2 separate regions of the Homo sapiens genome follow, and region 2 is linked to region 1. A link is a loop called in an ENCODE intact Hi-C map of the cell type or tissue named here. Cell type or tissue: dorsolateral prefrontal cortex. All regions are shown on one strand. Each heading gives the region's core, and the rest is flanking DNA. Links, peaks and the distances in the headings are about the cores only.

What was found. Peaks named below come from ENCODE experiments on the same cell type or tissue, not always from the same donor. Only the 100,000 strongest peaks of a DNase experiment are listed, where the experiment ranks them.
Region 2: it touches region 1 in a loop (6-fold over the local background); 1 of 110 quality-filtered maps calls a loop at or near these places.

What each region holds. Positions count from the first base shown.
Region 1 is chr2:239,816,488-239,820,864 of GRCh38, forward strand. No RefSeq gene overlaps it. Among named protein-coding and RNA genes, the nearest start is that of MIR4786, 120 kb to the right of the region's middle. RefSeq lists enhancers at 1,518-2,104, 2,822-3,322. In dorsolateral prefrontal cortex, for the core only: no CTCF peak of the experiment used is centred there; DNase peaks (open chromatin) are centred at 1,734 and 2,384; H3K27ac peaks cover 1,278 bases.
Region 2 is chr2:239,927,322-239,931,698 of GRCh38, forward strand. It overlaps a transcript of NDUFA10 not described here. Among named protein-coding and RNA genes, the nearest start is that of MIR4786, 14 kb to the right of the region's middle. RefSeq lists a silencer at 1,583-1,804. In dorsolateral prefrontal cortex, for the core only: a CTCF peak has its summit at 1,840; DNase peaks (open chromatin) are centred at 480, 1,330 and 1,840; H3K4me3 peaks cover 1,923 bases; H3K27ac peaks cover 2,125 bases.

The DNA of each region.
Region 1 (4,377 bases), core at 310-4,309:
AGGAACTGGGACGCGTGCATGTTTGCATTCTCGAGGGAGGAACTGGGACGCGTGCATGTTTGCATTCTCGAGGGAGGACTGGGATGCATTTATGTTTGCATTCTTGAGAGAGAACTGGGACGTGTGCATGTTTACATTCTTGTGGGGGGACTGAGACATGTGCATGTTTGCATTCTCGAGGCACCTAGTGCATGAGACTTGTCTTGCCTGAGGCCTGGGAGGACTACCGAGACCACCTCTGAGGAAGTGCTTCATGATGAAATGGAGATGCACACATGTCATGCACCATTAATATTAGCAGCAAAACTCGGGCTACCCCCACAGAGAGAGATTGCATATCCTAGCAGCAATGTGACAGATGATAAGCAGACAGAGATGCTGCACCCAACATCCCTTAGAGGTGATAAGGCCTCCATTTGCCACATTAAACAACTTGTCACATTGAACTGAAGACACCAAGAGGGCCGGCTTCAGGGACATGAGAACGGGCACGATCAGAACCTTCCGCAGGAGTCCAGGCAACTTTCCCAGGGCCTGCCTCTGTGCCCACTGATGCCAGGACCACACACGGGCTCTCTGCACTCCCATGGCTTCTCCCCGGTTTCTGAAGGTCCCTTGGTGACCAGCACCACTGACCAACGAGGATATCTAATCTACTAAAGCCGTGTGTTCAGGAGCCCTGCCGTCCCACTAATGTGGATATGATGCGATTGGTGACTGGCTTAAGCTTTTATGCTAGGTAAAGAGGTGGGTGAGGCCAGACATTGAGAAGGGTCAGCCCTGTCCTGGGGAGTGGAGAGGCCCAAGGGGGCCTTGGATCTCCAGAGCTGTCTCACAGCAAGCCCCAGATCTGGCTGGTGAGAAGTGGAGTCAGTGCACTCAGGGGTGTCTGCCATCCACATCGCCAGCATGGGGTCCAGGCCATGTGGGACTCGTCATCCCAGGGACATCTAAGCCCCCGTGGCTGGTCACCACCAGCTGGTGCCCGAGGTGGCTGAGCTGATGGACTCAGGATCAGAGAGCTTCATAGGCTTGTCCTGGTCTTTTTCTTCCCCTTTGTGGTATTTTTCTCATCACTAGGTAGGTACTATGCTGCATTTCCTGTTCTAAACCCTTGAGTGGGGTGTTTCCTCATCCTGACCACTGTACTAGATGCCAACCAGCCCAGGTCCCTCTTAAGGGAAACTCCAAGCTTCTGCCCACGGTTCTGTCCCTGCCCTCCTGGGATCCCAGCCCTGGCTATTAGCCTGGACCTCATCTGATCATTCACCGGCATGCTGACCTGAGCCCCATCTGATCACTGTCTGGCATGCTGACCTGGGCCCCATCTGATCACTGTCCGGCATGCTGACCTGAGCCCCATCTGATCACTGTCCGGCATGCTGACCTGGGCCCCATCTGATCACTGTCCGGCATGCTGACCTGGGCCCCATCTGATCACTGTCCGGCATGCTGACCTGAGCCCCATCTGATCACTGTCTGGCATGCTGACCTGAGCCCCATCTGATCACTGTCCGGCATGCTGACCTGGGCCCCATCTGATCACTGTCCGGCATGCTGACCTGAGCCCCATCTGATCACTGTCCGGCATGCTGACCTGAGCCCCATCTGATCACTGTCCGGCATGCTGACCTGAGCCCCATCTGATCACTGTCTGGCATGCTGATCTGGGCCCCATCTGATGACTGTCTGGCATGCTGACCTGAGCCCCATCTGATCATTGGCCAGCACGCTAACCTGGGCCCCATCTGATCATTGACTGGCACGCTGACCTGGACCTCATCTATCATTCACCAGCACACTGACCTGAACCCTAAATCCCTCGGGCCCTTGACCTCTCATCACATCCCTCCTGCCAGGACCCAGCCCAGAGAGCATCTGGCCATCTGATTTCTCTTTTACTCCTGGTTGGCTAAATGAAGCTAATGAAAAAGTCACATAAATGGCACCAAAGCAAAAGCATGATGTCCAGCCTTGCTGGCCCCTCCTAGCCCGAGGCCCCAGCCCTGTCCGCTCAGGGGTGCTCTGGCCTGCTGCAGCGAACATGAAAACATGGAACCTGCCTAAGGGGTGAAAGCTCCTTCTCTTCCCTTCCCGTCCTGTCCCGCCTCAGACCAAGCACCGGCCTCTGCCTCCTGTATCCAGGGCCTTTCTCTACCCACCCGGCATCTGCTGCCCACTGTTGGGTCTTGGCCTCCCTCCTACAGCTTCCCCCAGCCCTCAGGCACCTTCACAACCATCCAGGGCAGCTGGGCTCCTCGCAGGATGCCCACACTGCCCATCCAGGGCAGGCAAGCTGGGCCCCCCATGGGAAGAGCAGGGAGCTCCTGGCTTTGCCCTGGATCCTGGGAAGTGTTGCTACGATCATGGCCCACACAAAGCTCCATTGTTCCCCCAAACAGTAGCAATCAGAGTTCAGGCCAAGTTGGACGTGTAACAGAGGGCACCCATGCTGCAGAGATCTCCATAGATCCTTTCTCCGTTCCCCACCAAGCCACACTCTCGCTGTCCCTCCAACCCCACCAGTTCCTCCTCCCCATCCTTGATTCCCTTCAGGACTAACCCTGGGGGTTCTGCCCGGCTGGGCTCCTCCCCTGTGGCAGGAACCCCAGGCTCAGTCTAGGGGAGCTGCCCCTTCTCAGAGGTGGAGGCTTTTCTGGCACGTCACTCAGCGGATGCATCTGTGGGAAGGGCCAGTCCTTTGCCTCCGCCACCTTGAGACGTGGCCCTGGCTCCTCTGGAGATGACGATTCAATCAGAAAAAGTACTTCAGCTCCAGTAAGGTGCTGGGATCGGCTCAGGGGGCCCCATGGGTCCTCAAATCCCAGCGAGGGCATGCTCTGCAAGCTGATGACACACCCTGCACTGACCACAGTATCCGGCACATGGTATAAGTCATGAACCCTGGCCAAGGAGGCATCAAACAGCACAGAACACGGTGAGCAGTCAGTGCTTCCTTCCAGCACCTCCAGGAAGGACAGCCCAGGCCTCCAGAAACGTGTGTGCGGCCTTGAGATGGGAGAGCACTGAGGGGACCTCGGGGGAGGCCCGGCAGAGGACACAGCTGCCTGCAGGAAGGCCTTAAAGCTCAGAAGGTCACCCGAGAGGGGCTGTGACTTTCCCATAAGGGAACAAGTGTCCAGCGGGGTGGGTGATGCTGTCACCTCCCAGTCACAGCTCTCCAGGACATTCCAGAATTGACAACCAGTGCACCCTACAGTCTGTATCCAGCAGACATCAGCCCACCCCTGCCCAGGGCCATCGGCTGCCATAAATGGGGCCTCTGTCTTGAATATGTGGGTTCCTGGGTCACCCAGCATTGTGTAAGGAAGGTGTCTCTCAAGATGAGGAGTGGAGGGGGCACAGCTGCTTCTGTGGCTGGACTCTGGTCTTGCACACCAAGGCTCTGTTTCTTCATCTGCAAACAAGGACAATTTGCCCTGAGCCCCTTCCATGTTGGCTGGTGAAGCCACCGCCCAGGTCTGGTGGGAGTCCCCAGGGAGGGAGTGGTCCTTCAGCAGTGCCAGGCAGGGGTGCCCAGGGTCTGCAGGGGCAAAGGGGTGGAATTCAGAGTCCAAGAGACAGATGTGCTTGGAGGAGAGGGGGCCGTCTTCCAGGAACCTGGAGGGAAAGGAGGAGAGGCTCTGTCTGGGGACAGTGGCCGAGTGTCAGAGCCTCTTTTTGAACCTCAGAAACAGGTTGTTTAAAGAACTTCTCCCTCGAGTTCCACTCCAGAAAGTAGCAGCAGGAACACGATCCAATCAGCAGCAGCATCAAACCGCCTGTGTGAAGTCATCCATGCAGCCGCCCACACACGTCCTCTGCCTTATCTGGTATCTGATGATTTTTCTGGAGAGGAGCCATGTCAAAGCTGGGATGCCTGGCGCTCCTGGCCCAAGGATCGGGACAGTGCCCTCTCCCTTCCTCTCATCCCCACGCAGGTGCCCGTCCAGCTCGCACTGATCTGTGCGTATCCGTGCTGCAAGTGCTTGGGCCTTTGCTGGCACCTCCGTTCCTGTGGCCTCAGCCCCTTCTCCCCGTGCTTCGATTTGGGCACTTTGCCCTTCCTCTCAATTTAGCGGGGGTATCACCTCTCCTGGGAAGCCCCCCATGGCATTTCCAGTCCAGTTTCATGACTGCACCTTTGGAAATCTCTGTCCCCTGTGTTGAAATGACCCACATCCTTGTTTTCTAGATCATTTATGCCTTGAGAGTAGGAACTCAGGGGCTTCAGCTCTCTGCCACCAGCACTGAGCACACAGTGGGCATTTGATCCTGGCCATGACAGAAGAGGGAAAATCAGACCCACCTCCCAGGGAATCAGGAGCAGGTGGCCAAAATCAGAGAGATGGATGCTGGGAGGTCATCCAGACAAAC
Region 2 (4,377 bases), core at 238-4,237, 110 kb after region 1:
TAAAAAATATCAAAAAGTGTATGAAGTAAAAGACTTAGAGTAAGCTAAGGTTAGCTTACTGAAGAAAGAAAACTTTTAACGATAAATTGAGTTTAGCCTAAGTGTGCAATGTCTATAAAGTCTGCAGCAGTGCACAGTCATGTCCCAGGCCCTCACGTTCACTCCCCACCCACTGGCTGACTCACCGACCTAACGGTGCAGTCCTCAGGATGTATCCCCGTCATTACACAAAGCATGACTGTATTGCCACTCTCACAGCCTGGAGGGGGCTCAAGGGCATTAGGCTGAATTTTAAAAGTTAATCTCTAAAGGTCACATGCCGCACAATTCCATTTATACAAAATTCTCAAAATGACAAAATCACAGAGCTGCAGAACAGCTTCCTGGTTGCCAGGGTTAGGGGTGGGGCAAGGGGAGGAGCCTGGGTGGCGACTGGGGACAGCCTGAGGGAGATTCACACGATGACATCAGCGTGGCAGCCGCCACAGGTGGCAAAATTCTATAAAACCACATGGAACAACAAATGAGTGTGAGGAAAGCTGGCAAAAACTCGGCAAGGCTGGTGGGCCCATCACTGTCAGGTCCCTGGTACCCCAATACGGTGGCTGTGGGGGTGCTGGGCAAGGACACAGGGGACTTCTGCATGCTGCGTTTGCAATTTCTTGTGCATGTGTAGTCATCAAATTAAAAGTTAAAAGCAAAGACACAAAACACCAGTACCCAGGTAAAGAGCGACTGAAGTCAAGAAGGGCCCTCCCATCCCACATGGGAAAACAGCAGACCCCAGCACAGCCCCCACCACAAACGCGAGTAAGGAGCAGAAGGTCTGTACAAAGATTCCAGGACTTTAAAAAAAAAATAACAAAAGAAGAAAACAAATGTAACAGAAAAAAAAAGGCAGGTACCAATGCCACTTTGAAGGCATAATTGTTCCATAACAGAAGAAAATGTATACCTCAACTGCTTTCATGTTTTCCAAGAAATAAAGGAGCACATGAATTCCATGAATCATGACTAAAGAAAAGAAGGCAAAAGACAAGATGAAATACAGAGCTGGAAAGAGAACACAAAGAGGAAAAAGGAAAACCACTTGCGATCTGAAAATTACTTCTATTGTGATTATTATTCTGTGAAGTCAGTTCCTCATGGCAGGAAATCCCCCGAATCCACGCCAGACTCCTCGGCCCTGGCCCACCGCGAGCCGCTGCTGGGTTTAATGCAGTTCCTGTCTCCCACCCTGGAGCTGTGACAGCGACATCTCGTTTCCAACTATGCTCTCCCCACAGGTGACCTCATCCAGGGCCCTGGGGGACACTCTCACCTGTGATTCCCAAGCTGTCTCCAAGCCCTGCCTCACCTGCTCCAGAGGCACCCAGCCAACCACCGGACATCCCGCTCCAGGTCCCTCTGTGCAAGGATGTCAGACCCTTCCGCGTTCCCTGCAGCGTCCCTTCCAAACAGGTGGTATCCGTGTTCCAAGCAGCCCAGGCCCAACCTCGGAGCCTGTGTGGTTGCTCCTTCACCCCACTCCTCCCATCAGCGGATCCTCCGCGAATCCTCCCAGCCTTGACTCCGAAACGCTTTGTCTCCCATCGCCCCGCGGCCACCCGGATCCCACTCCCGAGGTCAGGAGCCCCCGACTCTTCCTCCTGCACCTACTCCTGTCTCTGTCCAGTGCTCCCCACTGGCGCCCGGTGAGCTGAAGACAAGAACCAAAGCAGGCTTGAACCCCCTCCCGTGCCTTCCCACTGCTCTTTAAAAATGAAGAGAACGCTGCATCTGGCTAACGAGATCGTAACAAGATCGCCACCCGGCGTCTCCAAAGCCGGGATGCAGCCACCCAGGCGAGACGCTGCCCTGACACTGCAGTGATGTGCGTGCTTGGCACCAACCGGTGGCCTGGCTGCTGCCCTGGAGACAGGGACAATGGCTGCATCAGCCACCCATGGGTTACGGAGGACGGTACCGGGCAGAGACGCAGACACCGATGACTGAGTTGTCGAAGGTGGTTGAGAATGGGAAGGAGGGGCCAGGGTCTCACGAGGCCATTTCTCTTGTGGTCTCAGGTCTCACTCCTGAGCCTCCATAAAAAGGAAAAAATGAGTCAAAAAGAGCTCTTGCAAGGAATGCAAAATAAGCCATGGCAGTGTTTCCTCACCTCTCAACGTTATTTAATCAGTGGTGATTTTCCTTCTTGTGGGAGGCTAGTGCACCTCACAAGCCCGGGAAGTGCGGCAGCCCTTGCTGCTCCAGCAAGCTGCCCTGCTCCTCCGCCGGCCCTGCTTCTCCACCAGCCCTGCTCCTCCACTGCTCTTGCTCCTCCACCGCCCCTGCTTCTCCACCACCCCTGCTCCTCCACTGCCCCTGCTCCTCCACTGCTCTTGCTCCTCCGCCGGCCCTGCTTCTCCACCAGCCCTGCTTCTCCACTGCTCTTGCTCCTCCACTGCCCCTGCTTCTCCACCAGCCCTGCTCCTCCACTGCCCCTGCTCCTCCACTGCTCTTGCTCCTCCGCCGGCCCTGCTCTCCCACTGCCCCTGCTCCTCAGCCAGCCCTGCTCCTCCACTGCCCCTGCTCCTCCACCAGTCCTGCTCCTCCACTGCCCCTGCTCCTCCACTGCCCCTGCTCCTCCGCTGCCCCTGCTTCTCCACCGCCCCTGCTCCTCAGCCAGTCCTGCTTCTCAACTGCCCCTGCTCCTCCACCAGTCCTGCTCCTCCACTGCCCCTGCTCCTCCGCTGCCCCTGCTTCTCCACCGCCCCTGCTCCTCAGCCAGTCCTGCTTCTCAACTGCCCCTGCTCCTCCACCAGTCCTGCTCCTCCACTGCCCCTGCTCCTCCGCTGCCCCTGCTTCTCCACCGCCCCTGCTCCTCCACCAGCCCTGCTTCTCCACTGCCCCTGCTCCTCAGCCAGCCCTGCTTCTCCACCGCCCCTAGTCCTCCGCCAGCCCTGCTTCTCCACCACCCCTGCTCCTCTGCCACCCCTGCTCCTCCATTGCCCCTGCTCTGACCTTTGCCATGACCTTCACATCCCCTGCAAATTTCCTCCTTCAGCCGTGCATGCAGATCATCTCCCAGGATGCCCTCCTCAGAGACCTTTCCTGACCCCGTCCCCATGGATCCCGTCCTGATCGCCACTTCGCCGAGAGAAATGACCAGGTCACACCAAGCAGAAAGACGGTCCTGCCTGTCTGCAGGCAGTGGCTCCAGTCCCTCTGCACCCCGCTGTCCGCAGCCTCTGCTGACCCTGCCTGCCGCCCCCAAAGAGCTCTACAGACTCACAGGTGGCACCCGGCCAATCAGTGGTGAGCACCAGGAAGGAAAGGTACACAGGGCGGGGTTGTGGGAAACAGGGAGGTGGAAGGCAAGGATGCACCGGGAGCCGGACCAGAGGGCGTGCAGAAGAGTTCCTGGCAGGGGAACAGCAGGCATGGAGGCCCCGGTGGATGGGTACAGCGAGCTCAGGAGGAGGGGCAGGGTCCAGGAGGGGTGTGGCAGGGAGGGAGGTCAGGAGGCCGCAGGGTCCTGGTGGACGGGTACAGCATGCCCAGGAGGGGGGGCAGGGTCCAGGAGGGGTGTGGCAGGGAGGGAGGTCAGGAGGCCGCAGGGTCCTGGTGGACGGGTACAGCATGCCCAGGAGGGGGGGCAGGGTCCAGGAGGGGTGTGGCAGGGAGGGAGGTCAGGGGGCAGTAGGGCCCTGTGGAGAATGGCGTTTAGCTTTTTAGGGCCGTGGGAGCCTCGGAGGGTTTTGAGCAGAGCAGTGACTTGATTTGCTAAATTGAGTGCTTCTGGTCCCATTGGCTTTTCCCTGTGAGCATCTGAACAGCAACTTTCACCCTGGCCACAGGCATGAGCTCTTTGGGGCAGACCGGCTTAATCCACATGATGTAGTCTCTCTCACTTCTGCAGAAATCAAGGTGTCTGCAGGGCTGCAGGAAAGAAGCTGTTCCGGGCCTCTCTGGAGGTGCCCAGCACCCCTGGCATGCAGGCACCTCGCTCCAGCCCCTGCCCGTCCTCACACAGCCCCCTCCCTCTCCTTCGATGACACTTGTCATTGGATGAGGATGTGCCCGAAAGCCAGGATGAGCTCATCTCAGTATCCTTAACTAACATATCTGCAAAGATCCCTTTTCCAAATGAGGTCACATTCACAAGTCCCAGGTGGACACGTTCTGGGGACACCACTCGCCTCGCCACAGCGTCTTTCCACCAAGCGGGGTCTCCTCGCCACAGCGTCTTTCCCCCAAGCAGGGTCTCCACCTGCACTGTGCCCTCCAGATCTCCAAGCGCCCAAACCAGTGCTTGGCACACAGCAGGTGCCCAGTCAGTGTTTACTCAGTGAATGAATACAAGCTCAGCAAGATGAGAAGGCTGGCCCACAGGCC